2 separate regions of the Homo sapiens genome follow, and region 2 is linked to region 1. Evidence: read pairs that join two places in POLR2A ChIA-PET (ENCODE). Cell type or tissue: PC-9. All regions are shown on one strand.

Evidence for each region. Peaks named below come from ENCODE experiments on the same cell type or tissue, not always from the same donor. Only the 100,000 strongest peaks of a DNase experiment are listed, where the experiment ranks them.
Region 2: POLR2A ChIA-PET joins it to region 1 with 11 read pairs; 2 of 35 experiments call an interaction of 5 or more read pairs at or near these places.

The regions. Positions count from the first base shown.
Region 1 is chr4:77,085,913-77,093,912 of GRCh38, reverse strand. No RefSeq gene overlaps it. Among named protein-coding and RNA genes, the nearest start is that of CCNI, 14 kb to the right of the region's middle. In PC-9, no CTCF peak of the experiment used is centred here; no DNase peak of the experiment used is centred here.
Region 2 is chr4:77,228,460-77,236,459 of GRCh38, reverse strand. No RefSeq gene overlaps it. Among named protein-coding and RNA genes, the nearest start is that of CCNG2, 75 kb to the right of the region's middle. In PC-9, no CTCF peak of the experiment used is centred here; a DNase peak (open chromatin) is centred at 3,579.

The DNA of each region.
Region 1 (8,000 bases):
CTAAGGCATGAGAATCACTCGAACCCAGGAGGCAGAGGTTGCAGTGAGTGGAGATCACACCATTGCACTCCAGCCTGGGGAACTGAGCAAAACTCTGTCTTAAAAACAAAAACAAAAAGATTCTGGAATAGAAATTATCTCATACTTTAGAGTAGTGGATTTGGGAATATGATTAATTTTTTTCTTCAAAATGCAAGTGGTCATTAGTATAAGCAAGATTTAAGTCAAAATTAGCTGATCATTTTCTACATGGGTTAATCCAAAGAGTTATTTAGTGTGGTTAGATCTTTGAGTCTTATTTCCTGCTGTCATACAGTTCAAATGAGTAACCTATTAATAATAGCTTCCGGAACACAATTAAAAGGAGAAGAAAATTCCTTTGGAATGTGTTACTTAGAGAATTCACAGAATGCCCACACCTGGCAATCTTTCAAGGTAAAATAGGAGAAACTATTTTTCCAAGATGGTTTAATTTTATTAAAAACAAAAAGATGAATAAACTTTCAAAATCTTCTCTTGGAAAGCTCCCCAAGTGACTGAAAAGACCCCCTCTTGGCCAAGAGGACCACAGAGAAACCTTAAAACTACATTCCCAGGGCCATGATGCAATGGGAGATCCCACTCCTTATACCCTCTCCCTTGCTAACCACCATCAGGCTTCCTTCCCTACAGGCAAAACAGAAACCAGCCCTTTCAAAACAATGGCTACACTGCTGATTTTAACTAACCATCTGATGCTCACCCTCCCTTTTGCGGTTTCCACAAAACAACTGACCAGAATATGGATATAACCATAAAACTAGCTCCCAATCCTTTCACTCTGTTTTACACTCTATTATGAGGTCTCGGCCCCCATTTACTCTGCAAGTCTGGTTCTGCTTTTTCTTCTAGCTTATCAGAACTTTTGCTCTACTGGTTTTCTAGATTCTGCTTCCTGTTCTCTCCTAATAGGGTGTATGCATAGATTTATAATCCAGATCACTTTTGAGTGGCCTCATAACATTCTCCAGCCCACTCCCAATTACGTGTTTTCTCCTGCTGTTTCAAGTGGTCCAAAACAACAGTCTGGGACCAATGTGACTTTAAATTCTGAGGCACCAAGAAAAATATTAAGGTTTCCTGTTCTATGTTAGCTACAGAGAGAAATCTCTCCAGCATCAAGGTTGAAATAGCTTTTCTTTTATGCACTGCCTGCAAAGAAATGAAGCTTGAACAATATTTATACCTTTTGAATCTCCTAGTCCAGATGGTCTACAAACTGGGTCCTTTAGTTCTCACCTACATTTCTGTCATCTTTACTAAATTCACATTGCACTTTGGTAGAAGGGATATCTAAAAGTAAGCCTTGAAATAAGGCCTCAAAGAGAAAGAAAAAGTTAAAGTTAAGAAAGACTAAATAGGAGAGAATATACAATAAAGAAAAAAAGTATACATATATATGCATATATATTTTTGAGATGGAGTCTTGCTCTGTCGCCCAGGCTGGAGTGCAGTGGCACGATCTCGGCTCACTATGTCCTCCACCTCTGGGGTTCAAGCGATTCTCCTACCTCAGCTTCCCAAGTAGCTGGGACCTCAGGCGCCCACCATCACGCCCAGCTAATTTTGAATTTTTAGTAGAGATGGGGTTTCGCCATGTTGGCCAGCTGACCTCAGGTGATCCACCTGCCTTGGCCTCCCAAAGTGCTGGGATTACAGGCGTGAGCCACCACACCTGGCCAAAGAAAAATATTTTTGAAATCTAAGTCATTATATTGAAATACATGAAATGGCTGGGTGAGGTGGCTCATATCTGTAATCCCAATATTTTGGGGGGCCAAAGCAGGAGGATCATTTCAGGCCAAGAGTTCAAGACCAGCCTGGGCAGCATAGCGAGACCCCATCTCTACAAAAATTAGCATGTTCCTGTAGTCCCAGCTACTTGGGAAGCTGAGGTGGAAGGATCACTTGAGACCAGGAGGTCAAGATTGCAGTGAGCCAAGATTGTGCCACTGCACTCCAGCCTGGGCGACAGAGAGCAACCCTGTCTCTCCACCCCAAAAAAAGAAAAAAGAGATATGTAAAATGTATAAAAAATGATTAATTACTAAAAATATGTGGACCAAAAGGAAAAGTATTGAAAGGAAAAAACATCCAATTTGTCATGTGTCAAAATAAGGTTGAAAATCAAGCATGATAGGCAAATATTCCAACACACGTTCCCTAAAGAAATTAAACTATTCTATAGGACACCCACCCCACCTCATTCCTGCTGCCAGTATCAGATGATGAAGGTCAAATCTCTTAGAGAGCCACTGGTTAATTTTCATAAATCCAACAAAATGGCATTCAAGGACCTTTGCAGTCTGAACTGTAAATTGTCATTGTTGTATAAGGTAGTAAGACAGTTAATTTCATGTGTGAACTTGTCTGAGCCACAGTGCTCAGATACTTGGTAAAACATCATTCTGGAGTTTCTGAGTAGATGTTTTTAATTTTATTATTTTTTTTAATGGATGAGATTAACGTTTAAATCAGAATAATTTGAGTAAAGCGTTACCTTTTATAAGAGTAGGTGTCATCCAATCAGCTGAAGATCTTAATAGAACACTGATCTCCCCTGAGCAAGAAGGAATTCAGCTAGCAGACTGATTATGGCCTCGAAACTGCCACTCTTCCCTGGGTCTCCAGCCTAGACTGCAGATCTTGGATTTACCAAGCCTCCACAATTGCATGAGCCAATTCCTTAAAATAAATCTCTCTCTCTCTCTGTCTCTCTCTCTCTCTGTCTCTCTCTCTCTCTCTCTCTCTCTCTCTCCACACACAGGCACACCCACCCTCCCTGTTGGCTATGTTTCTCAGGAGAACCCCAACATAGAGATAAAATCAAATATTCTATAATCAGAAATATGGTTTCAGGCCCTGGATCTGCCATCTACTAATTGTATATATTGGGAAAATTACTTTATTTTGGGAGGCCAAGGTGGGTGCATCACCTGAGGTCAGGAGTTCGAGACCAGCCTGGCCAACATGGTGAAACCCCATCTCTACTAAAAATACAAAATTAGCTGGGCATGGTGGTGCATGCCTGTAATCCCAGCTACTTGGGAGGCTGAGGCAGAATAGCTCGAACGGGAGGCAGAGGTTGCAGCGAGCCAAGATCGTGCCATTGCACTCCAGCCTGGGCAACAAAAGCGAGACTCCATCACAAAAAACAAACAAACAAGCAAAGAAATAACATGGGAATAAGTGAGGCTGAGTGTGGTGGTGTACACCTGTAGTCCCAGCACTTTGGGAGGCTGAGGTGGGAGGACTGCTTGAGACCAGGAGTTTGAGACCAGCCAGGGCAACACAGTGAGACTGTCTCTACAAAAGACATTAGCTGGGCTCCTGCTTGAGCCCAGGAGTTGAGGCTGCAGTGAGCCATAATCACACCACTGCACTCAGGCGCAGGCAACAGAGCAAGACCTTGTCTCCAAATAGTAATGATAATAATGGTAATAAAATAAAATGGGAAGAAGTAATCACCTTAATTCTCTAGCCATGCTAGAGTGCATTCTATGTAATTCTCTTATTATCTCTATTCCTTTGTTTCCGCTACACCCTTTGCCTATCGTATCTGTTCTTGTCTACTTAGATAACCCTTACTTTTCTTTCCATACCTGTGGCAGTTTTAAAAATAGGTCCATGAATTATTTGATACTCTTCAAGTTTAATTCCTCTCCCATTCAGTATAGCCTGGACTTAGTGAGTTGCTTCTACTGAACAGAATATGGCAGCAGTTGCAGCTTCTATCTTGTCTCTCTCTGCCCTCCCCCACCATCACTTGTTACATGTGAAGCCAGCTGCCTGATCTTGGACAGCCCTATGGAGAGACCTAGTGCAAGGAACTGAAGCCTCTGCCAACAGCCACTGAACTGGGTGGCAGATTCTCCAATCCCTCCATGACTTCAGCCCCAGTCAACAAGCTCATTGAAATGTTACAGTAGATAGCTAGTCAGACATGAGCAGAGCAGGAGAGAGGCTCCCACAACAGGAATGTCAGGCAACCATCAGGTGATGGTCAGGCCGTTATTAAACTGTCTCTCTAAAATAATAATTGGTTGCAGCCAGTGCCAGGGAAAGAAAGTCTCCCAATAAACAGAAACACCAGAAACTTAGCAGCTTCCCAATAAGATCTCAGGAATTGGGCAAGTGGGCTCAAGCATGCACATTAAGAGGCAAAATGGCAGTTTAACTGATACATGACCTTCTATAAACATTTGACTGGTAAGGAAGAACACCTCAAGCGAGCATGCATACAATGCCAGTGAACACACTGAGCATGCTCCCCTCCCTAGCTCTGGCAGGCCACTGTGCGTGCAGACAGCCCACCCCAAGGAAGAATCAGGGGAGAAGGGACACAAGACCCCAGAAGCATGCCAACATACAAAGCCCTAAGTCAAAAAGTCAAACCGCACATTTCATCTCTCAAGTCGCCCACTTGAGCCTCTTCCAAGTGTACTTCCTTTCATTCCTATTCTAAAGATTTTTAATAAACTTTTTTTTTTTTTTTTGAGACAGAGCTTTGCTCATTGCCCAGGCTGGAGTGCATGGCGCAATCTCGGCTCACCGCAACCTCCACCTGCCGGGTTCAAGCGATTCTCCTGCCTCGGCCTCCTGAGTAGCTAGGATTACAGGCATGCACCACCACACCCGGCTAATTTTGTATTTTTTTTTTTTTTTTTTTTTTTTTAGTAGAGACGGGGTTTCTCCATGTTGGTCAGGCTGGTCTTGAACTCCCCACCTTAGGTGATACGCCCGCCTTGGCCTCCCAAAGTGCTGGAATTACAGGCATGAAACACTGCGCCCAGCCTGATTTTTAATAAACTTTCACTCCTGCTCTAAAACTTGCCTCAGTCTCTACCTTTGCCTTATGCCCCTCAGTCAAATTCTTTCTTCTGAGGAGGCAAGAATTGAGGTTGCTGCAGACCTGTGTGGATTTGCCACCACTAACAGTAACCTCATGAAAGATGCTGAGCCAGAACCACCCAGCTAGAGCTCTTGAGCCTCAGAAACTGTATGAGATAATACATATTTGTTGTTTTAAGCAGCTATATTTTGAGGTAGTTTGTTACACAGCAAATCATTAATACCTCACATACTCAAGCCTAGCACATAAAGACCTCTTGCAATAGTTAAGCTAAAAATGAGGGTTTCCTATGTGTCACACATTGTTCTAAGCCTTTTGCAAATATTATCCCACTTAATTGTCATAAAGACTCTAGGAGATACATCATTACCTCCATTTTACAGACGACGAAACAGGTCAAGTTATAGAAAGCTGAGTTGGCCATGCATAGGCCTACTCAGTAGGCCATAATAGGCCTGTAATCCTAACATTTTGGGAGACCAAGGTGGGTGGATCCCTTGAGCCCAGGAGTTTGAGATTAGCTTGGGCAACATGGTGAAACTCCGTCTCTACCAAAAATACAAAAATTATCTGGGCATGGTGGCACAGACCTATAGTCCCAGCTACTCCGGAGGCTGAGGTGGGAGGATCACTTGAACCCAGGAAGTTGAGACTGCATTCCAGGCTGGATGACAGAGCCAGACCCTGTCTCAAAAAACAAAAAACAAACAAACAAAAAAAACAACAACAAAAAGCTGAGTAACTTGCCTCAAGGTCACACGGCTAGCAAATGTTGCTCAATTAAAGAATGAATAATTACGTTTCTTATTAGCAGGTCTATATTTCATTCACCTTAGAATCTCTTTTAGTGCCTAACCCAGCATGCAACTGGGACTCAAATATCTGTTAAATCACTATCTCATAATAAAGGCAGCTTAGTCCATCTTGAATTAATTTTTGCATAAGGTGTAAGGAAGGGATCCAGTTTCAGCTTTCTACATATGGCTAGCCAGTTTTCCCAGCACCATATATTAAATAGGGAATCCTTTCCCCATTTCTTGTTTTTGTCAGGTTTGTCAAAGATCAGATAGTTGTAGATATGTGGCATTATTTCTGAGGGCCCTGTTCTGTTCCTTTGGTCTATATCTCTGTTTTGGTACCAGTACCATGTTGTTTTGGTTACTGTAGCCTTGTGGTATAGTTTGAAGTCAGGTAGTGTGATGCCTCCAGCTTTGTTCTTTTGGCTTAGGATTGACTTGGCAATGCGGGCTCTTTTTTGGTTCCATATGAACTTTAAAGTAGTTTTTTCCAATTCTGTGAAGAAAGTCATTGGTAGCTTGATGGGGATGGCATTGAATCTATAAATTACCTTGGGCAGTATGGCCATTTTCACGATATTGATTCTTCCTACCCACGAGCATGGAATGTTCTTTCATTTGTTTGTATCCTCTTTTATTTCATTGAGCAGTGGTTTGTAGTTCTCCTTGAAGAGGTCCTTCACATCCCTTGTAAGATGGATTCCTAGGTATTTTATTCTCTTTAAAGCAATTGTGAATGGGAGTTCACTCATGATTTGGCTCTCTGTTTTCCTGTTATTGGTGTATAAGAATGCTTGTGATTTTTGCACATTGATTTTGTATGCTGAGACTTTGCTGAAGTTGCTTATCAGCTTAAGGAGATTTTGGGCTGAGACGATGGGGTTTTCTAGATATACAATCATGTCATCTGCAAAAAGGGACAATTTGACTTCCTCTTTTCCTAATAGGATTAAAGACTTAAATGTTAGACCTAAAACCATAAAAACCCTAGAAGAAAACCTAGGCAATACCATTCAGGACATAGGCATGGACAAGGACTTCATGTCTAAAACACCAAAAGCAATGGCAACAAAAACCAAAATTGACAGATGGGATCTAATTAAACTAAAGAGCTTCTACACAGCAAAAGAAACTACCATCAGAGTGAACAGGCAACCTACAGAATGAGATCAAATTTTTGTAATCTACTCATCTGTCAAAGGGCTACTATCCAGAATCTACAATGAACTCAAACAAATTTACAAGAAAAAAACAAACAACCCCATCAAAAAGTGGGCGAAGGATATGAACAGACACTTCTCAAAAGAAGACATTTATGCAGCCAAAAGACACATGAAAAAATGCTCATCATCACTGGCCATCAGAGAAATGCAAATCAAAACCACAATGAGATACCATCTCACACCAGTTGCAATGGCGATCATTAAAAAGTCAGGAAACAACAGGTGCTGGAGAGGATATGGAGAAATAGGAACACTTTTACACTGTTGGTGGGACTGTAAACTAGTTCAACCATTGTGGAAGACAGTGTGGCGATTCCTCAGGGATCTAGAACTAGAAATACCATTTGACCCAGCCATCCCATTACTGGGTATATACCCAAAGGATTATAAATCATGTTGCTATAAAGACACATGCACAGGTATGTTTATTGCGGCACTATTCACAATAGCAGACTTGGAACCAACCCAAATGTCCAACAATGATAGACTGGATTAAGAAAATGTGGCACATATACACCATGGAATACTATGCAGCCATAAAAAATGATGAGTTCATGTCCTTTGTAGTGACATGGGTGAAGCTGGAAACCATCATTCTCAGCAAACTATCGCAAGGACAAAAAACCAAACACCACATGTTCTCACTCATAGGTGGGAACTGAACAATGAGAACACGTGGACACAGGAAGGGGAACATCACACACCGGGGCCTGTTCTGGGATCGGGGTGGGGGGAGGGATAGCATTAGGAGATATACCTAATGTTAAATGACGAGATAATGGGTGCAGCACACCAACATGGCACATGTATACATATGTGACAAACCTGCACGTTGTGCACATGTACCCTAAAACTTAAAGTATAAAAGAAAAGGCAGCTTAGTTTTTCAAGAATGAAGTCTTAGAAACCCTGATTGTGTATTATTTATTTATTTATTTATTTACTTTGAGACGAGTCTTACTCTGTCATCCATGTTAGAGTGCAGTGGCGAGATCTCTGCTCACTGCAACCTCTACCTCCCAGGTTCAAGTGATCCTCCCACCTCAGCCGCCTCAGACCCCCGAGTAGCTGGGACTACAGGCAGGCACC
Region 2 (8,000 bases), 140 kb before region 1:
GGACCTTGGCTTCAAAACCCCCTGACAGGGTTGGCTTGAAGCTTCTTTGAAGAAGGCATCACAGCTCCACTTCTTCCTTTCCTTCGCTTTCACAGGTGTGGAGCCCAAGACCACTCCCTGGTGAGCTTCCTGAGGCTCACCTCCATCTGATGATCTGCTTCCTGGAAATCCCATCCATCCTCTGACAGTTAGAAACATGTGATTCACTTGTTCAGTGAACATGCTAGTCAAGCTGCTGTTCTAACATGAAATGGGGGCCAAGCACAGGAGTGTCTTCAGTAGGAACTGTACCTCCAGAACTTCAATTTCTACAGAAGATTCACCGACTGTTCCCCCAAAAAACAGTCCTGAAATCATGCCTAGGAGTTAAAGTGACTAAGAATGCAGCACAGGACCCCTGCACAGATAGGCCAGGTAGCCAAAGGTTGCCAATCATTGCATTACTGATGCTAAGGATTTTATTACTTGAAGAAAACCAGGAATAGGCTATTTGCAAAGATTCTAACTCTTGGGAATTCCCATATCACTATCTTCCAAGATGCCAGGTGAGCCGTGGAAAAGCAGACATTCCCATGAGACCATTTTGAAAGTTGTCTTGTTCTTGGAATAAAGCCCAAAGATGAACCTGTAAGCTGTGAGATGTTATGTTCTAAGGACAGTCAGGCATGTTGCAGAGCATAAGAATGATATAAATGGAGTCTGGGGACTCAAGGGAAGGGGGTGAGGGATAGAAGGCTACACATTGGGTATAGTTTATACTGCTCAGATGACAGGTGCACCAAAATCTCAGAATAACCACTGAAGAACTCATCCATGTAACCATAAACCACCTGTTCCAGAAACTACCAAAATTTTAAAAAGGGAAGAGTGCTCTACCTGCCACCTACTCTTTGTACTTTTCTTTCTAAATATGGTGTTACTAGTGAACCATATTTAAGCCATGCCCACTTTTCTCATTCCTTTTTACCATTTCCTTTCTCAGTCCTAGCCTCTGCATGACTTCAGACAGCAGCACCTGCAGCCATTTTGCAGCACTGCACTTGGGTTCTTAGACCCGTTTGCCTGTGTGCGCACACATATGCAGCCAGAATCACCCATTGCAGACCTTCCAAACCAGGTCACTAATGAATGGCTGTCAGTGTGATGAAGAGAAGATGCACAGCTGAGGTGTATCCTGCAGTCTAGTGCTGCCCTGGGGGATCCAAGGAGTCTGCATAGCCTGTAGTATGATTTTTGCTAGAGATCACAGCCTTAGCTTCCTTCCCAACCCCTGCTCTGCCTCCGTTTTTCCACTAGTTTCTCCTGAGAATGTTTCATTTGTTTCACATGACTCAGGTTCTGGGGAGTTCACACTGAAACCACATTGCTTGGTCTCGCTTTAAGTTCATGACAACCATGGCACCTCATTTTGAGAACGTGTTTGATTTCTTAGCATTTAGGAAGGAACAGACTAGGGTTTCTCCCTTCAAACTCCAGGCTTCTAGAGACCCCCCCCAAGAGACTGCCAGTGTTCTGCCAACACCTCCGTAGGTCCCTCTCCCATCTCAGGGACAATAGCTCCTGGTGATTTTACTGCTAACAGCTAGCATTGTTTCATCTCTCAGGGAGCCAGCCCAAAGAAAGAGAATTCAATGAGCCTGGGGTATGTCCCTATAGTGACTGGCTTTATCCAATGACAGAGAGAGGGGGTGTAAGTAATTTCGCTCCCTTGCCACTTACTGAAACATGTGAGGTATGACCTGTTCTCCCTCCAGAGTTCTTCAGCCATGATGAACTAGAGTTACCACCCATGGGACTATGCTTAGTTATCACATGTTTGCTCACCTCTTTACCCTCACCCTTCTCTACCAACTTAAGGATTTTTACATGGAATTTTACTTGGTTCTATATCCTTATTCCCTCACATTCTCATCCTAGGATCTATACTTTGAAAGCCCAGACTTAAGACCCACCCCAAATTGCTGACAGTCTTTCATATCACCTATCTTATCACAAGTTTCCATGCACCCAGCATCAGTCCACACAGGCTAAAGATGCTGTCAGCCCCTTGGCCCATTTGTACCTGAGCACCCCCTTTTCCTATGAGGTTCCTGGGCTTCCATTTTGACCACAAGGATGTGGCCCTGGCATTGTGCTGAACCCCTATTAACCTCAATAGGGAAGATATCATGTTCAGGAGGCAAAAGAGACCCAAAACTAGCAAACAAGACATGGAGTTTCACTGGGGGCTTACATACAGAATAAGCGGCAGCAGACTGGACAGAACTGCATTACATACAGATAGTCCAGTGGCGGTGGGCTGGACAAGATATCCACCTTCCTGCAGTCCAGTGGCAGTGGCTGGATAACACGTCTGCCTTCCTGCAGTCCAGTGGCAGTGGGCTGGACAAGGTAACACAGCCCAGTGGTGGTGAGCTAGGCAAGAAAGCCACAACCACTTGCTAACAGCATGCAGTTCACGTAGCATCCTCCCCTTAAGGATTTCCACCTGACAACTCATTTAACCCAAAACTCAGGGCCTCAATCCCCCATACAGCCCATGTTCCAAAGGCCAGGGGCCCTGAGGTTCCTCACAGACAGGGAACAAATCCCCCAGGTTGGCCACTCTTGGATTCCCTAGCTCTGAGCACGTTCAGGTGCATCTGCCACACAGTGTCTCACACTCAGGATATGCTCAAGTTATTGCTCTTAGGTGAACTTACCCTAATTCCTGGAAAGCATGAGCCACTATCTGGCAGAGGCAAGTTGTGAAAGCACCAAGACATCCTGAATCAGCAGTACCCTCTTCCCAGGAAGAGATGGGTTCCCACCCAGTAGGCCATAAATAGAAATCTGAACCACAGTCTGCCAAGTCCACATGTACTGGACTTGGCAAGCATGCAAACCCCTCACCCCTGTGAGTACCTGAGGAACCACTTCCGAGAGGTAAAAGGCACCAAGAAAATGAGCGAACACCTGGTAGATGGTTCAGGCAGTAAGAATCCCAGATGAGCTAAGAAACATGAGAAGCTTGAGCACAGATGGAGCCATGTGATCTCAGCCGCCTTCCATACTAGTTTTCCATTTTGGCTATTTACCCAGAGACCTAGTACTTTTGCTTTTGCACCTCAACTAGGGAGAGGTTTCCCCTGTTTTCATATCAACCCTTAAGTATCCCAGTAGCATATGAAGTTGTACTGTAAGTTGAGCAGCCATAACAGTATTTTGGCCCCCAAAACTATAGTATGGTGTCCAATAGCCAAGAAGTAGATGTATGGCCTCTGTCACATACTGGTGACCCACTTGGAGACTGAAATGCTTCCTGTCTCACAAACTTACCCCCATAGGATCAGAGCTGTTGATTCCCTAGAGGCAGATACATCTTTTAGGAGCTGTAGAATGGGTTAGGCATTTCATACCAGTAGACCATCAAGCAGAGAGGAGTTATTCTATTGGCAGGGGTAGTTGACGCCTATCCTGTTCAAGTAGGTTCTGTTATGTAAGGGAGGATTATATCTAGATATACGGGGTTCACCACAGTACTTTGTTGCCACCATGAGGTAAGGAACCAGATTATGCAGCAATGATGGTCTGACAAGTACAAGGTGCTCAGGCCTCTCATGAGTCATCGTCTGGGTCACTTTACTGAGTAAGCAATCAAGATTAGCATAGATATTGGCAGAGCATGGAAAAGCCTCTAGAATGTGTGGTTAGAAGAGATGGACATCGTTACCATCTCTGGATGAGTTGCAGCTGTGGTGAGTGTCACTTGTCACTCTTTTACTGCAGTTTCTTTCTAAAGGGTGGTTCTTCAAGATGGTGACCATTCAAGCTGAGAATAAGTGAACTCAATATGCGGCACAAGTGCATCTAGCTGCAAGTTACACCAAACACTCAGCTCCTCTTGGATATTTGCTCAAGTCACCCAGCGGTCAGCTGCAGACACATGCCAATAGCTATCCGTCTCTGCCTGTGCTCTCCTGCCATAGGACCATGCTTGCCTGCATGCAGGGCAGGCCGAGAGCACTTGCAATTAGTCCTTGGAAAGGACCATCAGTGAGTGAGGGGCAGGGATGTGTTGATTTCCCCCAGAAGTCCACCTAGACCATTCCTCAGAATTGGGCCCAGTTGCCCACCGGGCTCACCTTCTCACCAACGTTTTGTTTTACTTGCCTTGTCTCACTTCTGTCTCCCTCAGTGTGCTACTGCCATCACCCCCACAATTTAGTTACTTACACCCAAATCCTTGTCTCAGCGTCAGCTTTTAGAAGAACAAAAACTAAGTACATGTGGAAGAGTGAGTCAACTGGTTTTACCTGAAAATTCTTAACCTAAAAGTAATTCAGGTTTGTTGAATTTAACTGAAGTGTTGAAGTCATTTTAGGTAGAGAAATAAAGGGAGTACATCTTTGTCCATCTCAGACTAAGGATATTTAGGACTGTTTACCTTTGCCTCATCTCAATGACCAGTCTGGAGAACCGTTATGATACAAGTAAGCAGCCTGGCCTTGTTCTTCCTTTTCTGGACTACAGAAACTTTGGAAGAGAATGAATTAAGATTTGAAATTTAGAGTCTTATCCAGTGGTTCAGGTATGTATTTGGACGTACACAGTAACAGTTGGCTTGAACATCAAGGATTGTTTTCCATATATAGCAAGTCTGAAGACAGGCAATTACTGGTATTTGTACTGTACAGTGATGTCACCAGGTCCTATTCACCCTATGATCTTTAGGATATTTATCAACATGCTTGTACCTAAGGCCCAAGATGGCTAAGCTCCAGATATCATGGATATTTCAGGTACAAATACAGGGTAGAGCAGTATCTGCTATGCTATTTTTAGTCAAATAAATAGCTTTCCCAGGAGCCTACCAGCAGACTTATGTTTGTGACTTATCTCTTACATTCACCTTCTCTGGAGGCTAGTTTAGCAATGTATTCCTTTCACAGCTACTTTGGTGATGGAAAAGGGGTTACATATGGGTACTGGGTTAGCTAACTAGTAGTGAATCCCATAGTTTCTTAATCTAATAAAAAGCCAGGGCTTAAGGGAGTAGAACTTCACTTCTCCTAGGGCCCACAGTGTCTTACTGTCATGGCTTCATAACTTTAAGCCAAAGAATCCATAATTGGCACACCTACCTACTGACAAGTGATACTTCCCCCCTCAGTTTTGAAATGCTTCCCCAGAAAACACCAGATAACCTGATCTTTTAATGCTATTGTACCCCTGCTTTGTCTTGACTGATCTTCGACATATCATGCAACTGGGACTTCCAGTGCCAAGCTTCACACATCCATGTGACATTGCTCAAGGATCACGCGTGTAAGTACTGAATCCACCCCAGGGAATCCAGGCCTACCCAGAGGACCCACAGCAGGAAACAAAAGAGCTAGTTACTTCCTGCTACTTTTCTACACTTCACCAGGGCTGCTTGAGTAACCTCATGCCCAAGCCCTGTATTTACATCTCTAGCCCAAAGACCCAAGACAATACAAATGGCTTTGCTAATCTTGCCCAGGCCACACAATTGGATGACAAGCTGCTGTTTACCTGGATTCTGGTGAGGTACTGAATACACTAGCCTCAGGGGCCAGAACTTGCACAATGTGACAAGTGCTCCATAGCCCTACATGTTCTTGGTGATGTTCTCGCATGAGGTTCCTCAGCAGAACTGCACCTGAACCTGCCAGTAGCTAACATCTGACTACTACACTCAAAGCCAGATTGATGTCTAAATCAGCTGATCAACTTTAGAAGGGTTAGGCATGGTTGGCCCACCACACAGTGGGAGAAGCAGAGGCAATCTGATGAGGTTAGCTAGTATATTACACGTGTGGTTGAATTTGGCATCACATCAGAAGGGCTTCCTTTAAATACCAGGTGGTACAGACTACTGGTGATGGTAAAGATCCTCTTGCAAGTACTAAACTCTTGCCCCTTGATTAGCCAGAATACAAGTAGGCACCTAAGCTCAACTTGTAGGACACTTGAGGTTGGTAGAAGCTAACCTGACAACATATACATCCTATCATGGTAGGTAGGGCCAGGATTACAATCTGTACAAGGTTACAAGACTTTATTAGCAGTGTCACATTGTAGTTTTTATCTTTGACTCCCTTTCAGAATTCTGTCTTGTTTTGTCTGATATATGGATATGGTTTATAAGCTACAACCTCAGGCCACATACCTATGTTGTATTACATTATGTTAAACCACCATTTTAGAAAGCCTTGCATTTGGAAACTTATAGTTTTGGGTAACAGTTTTACTCTGCAACTCAAGTTTGGGTATTATATCCCAGTCGTACTGCTGCAATGGTGAAATAAAACCTCTCAATGCCAGAGGTAGTCCAGCATAAAAGAGGGCCTAATGTTAAAAGTTGAAGCCAGTGGAATATTGAAGTATTAGCCAGTGAAAGCCAAGTTACCTTTATGACTCATTTGGCTGAGTCCTACACCATGGCTACTCATGTATCTTATACATGTCTCCATCATTGGGTGCTTTTGAGTATGGCTATCTTTGGACCTGGACACTAGATCCCCTCCATTATGCTGTCTTTATGTTTACCCATATTCCCGGTAAGGATTTCAGGAGCCACCAAATCCTATTGATTACATCTCTTGTGTCCTTCAAATGTTTTTTGCATTTCCAATCCTGCCACCCTATTCCATTTCTCACCAAGACTTGGACACTCAAAATGGCTTCCCCTGCCCATGATTCCTGACATCTTTGTTTTCTAGAATGGCAAGTTTATAAAATTAAGTCTGATGACAAACACCTGCAAATCACCTGTAATTCTTAACAGCTTCCCTACTACATGTCAGGTCATGTCCAAAATCCTTGGCAAGACTAATGAGAATGTAACCTAGTGCCCAGCTTCCCCTCCCACTCTGCTAGGCTCAGCAAGTACAAGTCGGTGTCTGAAGCTTGGAGCCACACCATTAAGTTTCTGAGCATCTTGGGGAGCACATAGGGTGACCAGCCATGAAGGAAGATGACCGAAGGTGAGACAGTAACTTCTGAGCTGAAACCTAAAGCATAGTAAGAAGCCCCAACCCTAAAGCAATGTAGGGTGAAAAAACATGAACCATATCTAAAAATTCCCAAATTGGCCAGCAGCTCTAGAAGGTGGCCCATTGTAGCAGATGTGAGGATGACTGACCAAGCCCAGAGGCATGGGTGGCAGTGGTCTACAGAAGTTTCAGGAGAGATTAATCTATGTTAATGGGTGGAGGCAGGTGAAGAGGTAAATGGAATCCAACTCTTTTCAGTCTGTATCTAGTACACAGAATTCCCTCAGACAATTAGTCTGTGGTATGGATTGGAGTGGAATCCCCACCTATCAAGTCTTGGCTCCAAGGTATATCAGGAAACCTGGAGGATAATATCTGAAGAAAAGCCAAGATCCTAAATCTAGCTGTGCCCTTCATCTAGTGAAGATGCATCTCCCCCACCTCACAGATGGGCCCAGGCAGGACATGGGACTCAGGAGGTCCTAAGACTACCTGGGCAGGGAACAGTGAATACTCATGGGGGATGTACTTTAAGTGCTTCTATGCTTCTGCTCCCACTCCACCAGGACCATGCCATCCTGGCCTGTTGCTGTAAGGTCTAGGTGCCTTTTCCTAGGAAAGGGAACAAGAATGTCGTGCAGGCATATTAGCTTTTCTCCAGCCAAGTCTTTAGCAATAAGATGAGAGTTAGGAGTAAATCACAGCTTCTGTCACATGGTAGGCATACAAGTATACAAGCCTCATTTAACACACCTGACATGAAGAGGGAGCTACCTGGGGTGTGAGGGAAGTCTACTGTAAGTCTACCACGTTTCTTTCAACTCTGAGCCTTCAACTCTGAATCAGGCCTTCAAAGTCTCCAAAATGAAGTAAAAAGTAAGGTTTTAGTCATCTGGCAATTAACCAGTCAAATATACCTCCGTTTTACAACGACAAGCAGTTTAAGACATTCTACATCCAGAATCAAAGATTAAGACACCACCCTGGATACATTCTGCACAG